Linked DNA regions of Homo sapiens: region 1 is linked to region 2. The links are chromatin loops, found by intact Hi-C in ENCODE. Cell type or tissue: PC-9. All regions are shown on one strand.

Evidence for each region. Peaks named below come from ENCODE experiments on the same cell type or tissue, not always from the same donor. Only the 100,000 strongest peaks of a DNase experiment are listed, where the experiment ranks them.
Region 1: it touches region 2 in a loop (12-fold over the local background); 7 of 110 quality-filtered maps call a loop at or near these places.

Annotation. Positions count from the first base shown.
Region 1 is chr5:74,953,441-74,955,940 of GRCh38, reverse strand. The region is part of intron 1 of LOC105379040 (a long non-coding RNA gene); the gene reads right to left. Among named protein-coding and RNA genes, the nearest start is that of FAM169A, 88 kb to the right of the region's middle. RefSeq lists a silencer at 1,283-1,577. In PC-9, no CTCF peak of the experiment used is centred here; DNase peaks (open chromatin) are centred at 800 and 1,450; H3K4me3 peaks cover 775 bases; H3K27ac peaks cover 2,105 bases.
Region 2 is chr5:75,035,869-75,038,368 of GRCh38, reverse strand. The region is part of intron 3 of GCNT4 (glucosaminyl (N-acetyl) transferase 4); the gene reads left to right. Among named protein-coding and RNA genes, the nearest start is that of GCNT4, 15 kb to the left of the region's middle. RefSeq lists an enhancer at 594-1,793. In PC-9, no CTCF peak of the experiment used is centred here; a DNase peak (open chromatin) is centred at 1,028; H3K4me3 peaks cover 249 bases; H3K27ac peaks cover 2,150 bases.

The DNA.
Region 1 (2,500 bases), 82 kb after region 2:
AATCACATTTGGGGGACAATCACATTTACACTATCTATTGATTTAAATGTTAAACACATTCAAAAACACCCTCACAGAAACACTCAGAATACTGTTTGACTAAATATCTGGGCATCCCATGGCTCAGTCAAGTTAACACATAAAATTCACCATCCCCCACACTTTCTCTTGAGGATCTCCCCAGCTGACATTTTCTCTTGCTTTCATGGGCTGAGATGGCCAATTTCACCTGGGGCTGGCCCCACTTGACACAGACTACAAATTGGGATTTCCCCCTACCTGTGCAAATGCAAATTCCAATCAGCTTTTTAATCAATAAATGGAATTCCCTCAGTGAAGGGTTATTCTGTTTTCTCTTCTTTAGAGTTAAATGGTTTATCTAGAAGCCTCTAGATAATATCTCCATCTTCAAAATATAAGCATTTATGACTGAAAAAAAAAGTGTCAGTCTTTTGAAAATTATGTTGATGAGTTCAACTCTCCATCATTGTAAGGTGCATGGTGTAAAGGGACTGTGCATGCTCACATCCGAATCACTCAGTTGGGGTCACTAGAAATATTGAAACAAAAGCGTAAATAAGCAATAGATAAATAAGCAAGTAATCTCTCTCACATCCACATGCAAACCTCTCTTAAATAGCACTGGAGATGGCATCTGAAACTGAAGAGAAAATTATATCCAGTGAGGCAGAGAAGCGATTTTATAGTAACTCTTTCTTGTTAGCAAAGTTTAGTGAATAATATTTAAGTAACGAGCAAGAAGTGAGTCACCATAATCATTATTTTTTCTATGCTTGTGGAATGCCATCGGGCAGCTTTGTTCCAGAAAACTATGCATAAACACATTTCTCAAGCAAATAATTTACAGTGAGATAAGGCAGAAAAGGCAGAGATAGCAGGGTACAATCTGTGGAATTCTGTTAATTCAGTACACTGAAATTATTCATTTTTTTTTCTTTTTCTTTTTTGGAAACAGGGTCTAGCTCTGTCACCCAGGCTGGAGTGCAGTGGTGTGATCTTGGCTTACTGCAGCCCCAACCTCCTCAGCTCAAGTGATCCTCCTGCCTCAACCTCCCCAAGCAGCTGGGACTACAGGCACGTGCCACACCTGGCTAATTTTTTACAATTTTTTTGTAGAAATGGGGGTCTTGCTCTGTTGCTCAGGCTAATCTTGAACTCCTTGGCTCAAGCTATCTGCCAGCCTTGGCCTCTCAAAGTGCTGGAATTACAGACATGAACGATTGCACCCAGCCAAATTACTCTTAATATTATTAGCTGACTTATTTGCAAAGAAGTATGAGTGATCTTTGTCCCAAATACATTGTGTAATTACTATCTCTCTCTTGTGATATTTGATCTTCCTGGAAATGCCATGATTCAACAGACCAAAGGAAGTCAACTTTCAGGACAGAGCAGGAAGCTGCCAGGGCCTGGTTCTCTCTGATCCCAAGCTGGCCATCACCACGACTAAAGTCACAGTTCAAGGATGCTGATGCTATGAAGATCTGCCTCCTTGATAACTCCATAGATGGCAGACAGACACAGAAGGTGGCTGCTGGGGCACTGTTTGGCCTTGAGCAACTGCTCAGGAATGCAGTCCAAAGTTGGTGGTTCAAAGGCTTCCCACTACCTTCACCATAAAGAATGAGTCCTAAGCATGGCTGGGCCTCCTCCAGCCCTTGTCTACTTTCATTCCCAGGATGTGCCATGCTCCTTTCCCGTCACAGGGCCTCCCCCCATGCTCTTCTTATCCCCCATTACACGTTCCCCTCTCCTGTTTCTATAGATGTCCCCTTTTCTGTCACAGACTCACAGACTTCCCTGACCTAATCAGGCGATTTCCCCTTTACATATTCTCACAGTATCTTGTTCCTGTGCCTCACAGCTCTTGTTGCAGCTGTAAGTTTATGTGAGCGTAAATTCCACCCTCGTGTTGGTGTCTCATGGGAATCGTAGGCCCAGTAAGAGCAGTCCCATCTGGTTTTGATGGCCACTGTGTCCTTGGTGAGGATGTGGCACATGGAATGTCCTCAATTACAAATATTTGTTGAATGAATGATTGCAAGAATAAATGATAGTGAGGGTGAGGGATGTTGTGCCTCAGGCTTTTTCCCAGAGCTAGGGAAGGGCGTGATCACCATGAGTTCCATACCCTTGTAGTTCTGTTTTTGGCTCAGTCCTACGCATGCATGCATATTAACATGGGACTGGTGAAAGGAAAGGAATGGTCCACATCACAGCTTAAAAGCTCAGCCCTCAGGTCAGACCCTCCTGGTGTGAAATGTTTCAAACAAGCTTGGGCAAGTTATTTTAACTCTGCCTCCTCAGTTTTCCATATGAAAATAGGGTTGGGGGCTGGGCGCGGTGGCTCACGCCTGTAATCCCAGCACTTTGGGAGGACAAGGCAGGCGGGTCACGAGGTTAGGAGATCGAGACCATCCTGGTTAACACAGTGAAACCCCGTCTCTACTAAAAATACAAAAAAATTAGCTGGGCGTGG
Region 2 (2,500 bases):
GGCTCAACCACCTGTAAAGTTATTTTCCGTTTTAATATTGCACTTCTGGGCTTCTTCAGGAACTGTGGGTTTATTAATTAAGGATTGGTGGAGAAGACCTAGATACATGAATTCTATTATTTGAATGGTTTTTTTCCTGTAGAAAAGTATGTTTACCTCTGTTAGGATTTGTTTACACTGTAATAATTTACAGACCCAGTTTAGGTTAGGACTTGTTCATAATATACTGTGAAATGAAAGAAACAGGTAAGACAATGCCTATATAGTGAGACTGTTATAAAGCAAAGCCAAAAAAAAAATGTGTTTCTTAAAACCAGTCTGGAAGGATATACTGTCTACAAGATGTTATTGCCAGGTGATGGGCCCCTGGTGAGCTTTATTTTCGTTTTTGGACTTTTCTGATTTTTTTTTTTTTTTTTTAATGAAAGTGGTTTGGGTTTTTTTGTTTTTCTGTTTTTTGTTTTTTTTGTTTTTTGTTTTGTTTTTGTTTTTTTGAGACTGAATCTTGCCTTGCCCAGGCTGGAGTGCACTGGCATGATCTCAGCTCACTGCAACCTCCATCTCCCAAGTTCAAGCAATTCTCCTGCCTCGGCCTCCCAAGTAGCTGGGATTACAGGTGTGTGCCACCATGCCCGGCTAATTTTCTGTATTTTCAGTAGAGACGGAGTTTCACCATGTTGACCAGGCTGGTCTCAAACTCCTGATCTCAGGTGATCTGCACTCAGGCCAGTCTGCCTCAGCCTCCCAAAGTGTTGGGATTACAGATGTGAGCCACTGTGCCCGGCCTGAAAGTGTTTACTTTATAAAAAGAGAATAGAAAATCTTTTCCTTTTAGAGACCATATCTTATTATTATTTGAGAAATGCTTGTCCTCAATTTGTATTGGATTTCTGACCGAGTCATACGTCTCCTTGTGTTTTGCATAGTTGGTATGTTTACCTGCTCACAATCTGATTATTATTTGCTTTTGCAATCTTTTCTCCAGAACAATAAGAATGTAAGGTCATCTAGGCAAGAAACCTGTCTTTCCACTCCTCTGCATGACTCCTGGAGTGCTGTGGGAGTGTGGAGGAACTGCATCTGACTGAGTCATCCTCCCACCTAATGGTCTCACTCCAGAACATCCCCTGGGCTTGGCAGTGAGCGAGTCACCAAGGGAGAATCAGTGACTTCATTGAAATCAAGGAGCTGCAGTAGCAGGATGTTAGCTTATTCAACTAGATCAGGATGCTTTTTAGTGAGTTCGTCTTTATATTGATCTTCTTAACTGGTGATTCTTCTTAGTAAGGCTTTAGACAGAAGCAAAAGCCCTGACATTTCTAAATCAATAAGCTCTTCATATCCTATTTCTCAAACTGATATGTAATAATACAAAGTTTAAGAACTTTAAGGTGGCCTGAAGAGGGAATATTCTCCACATGAAGAGAAATTTAACCCAGAAAGTTTTCTAAAACAATTAGCAATTCTCTGTGCTTAAATGGTGTCACAGATAACTATAAGAACAAATGAATCGATAGTCATTGGTGACAGGATACGGGACAGGAGTAACCAATGGCAGAGTCCCTCAGGATGAGCTTGCTCTCTTTTCCTTGAATTGATTCTACGGGCTGGAAGACTGACTAACCTCTTCATTAGCTCATTGATCAGTCTCAGCCTCTGACTGCAGAGACAGAATGTGATTCCTCACCCAGCATTCCTCCAGGCTCATTCTCCATGGAAATCATCTCTTAAACAGGGTGGAAGATCTCCTCGACCATGTTTGGGATCCATTCCTGTTCCTGTTCTAGGACATTTAGAGAAGACATAGTAATGAGAAAATTTAGTCAAGTGCTAAAACTGTTGCGGGAAATATGGAGAATTTTTTCTTTATATTCTGAGAGACACTATTGCATAAAGGGTTAAAAGTGCAAGTCTGGAGCAAGACTCTCTGAGTTCAGGTTCCATTTAAAGCACTTTCTAGAACTGTAACCTTGGGCATTTATTTAGTTGTCTTACAGTGCCTCAGTTTCCTTTCTTATAATAGAGGGATAACAGTAGTACCTACCTCATCGATCTCTTGAGGGGATTGAATTACATCTAGAGTACTTAGAATAGTGCACCTAGTGACAACTCTTGATTGAGTGATTCTACATTATTAATAACTACAGTATGGCCCTTGAACAACACAGGTTTGAACTTCAGGGGGTCCAATTATACACAGGTTTTTTTTTTTTCAAGTAAATACAAGTTGAAAATGTAGTATTTGCAGAATGCAAATCCTACATGTATGGAGGGCCAACTTTTCCCATACCTGGTTCCTCAGGACTGACTGTGGGACTTGAGTGTGCATAGATTTTGTTATGGACGGGGGCCCTGGAATGAATCCTCTGCATATACTGAGGGATGAATATACATAAAATTAATAAAGAGCATTACATGGAGGCCTTCGTGCACTAATTCTAAAATACTGAATTTGTTAAGACTTTGTGGAGAAATAGGAGGTAGATTGAAAAACAGGACA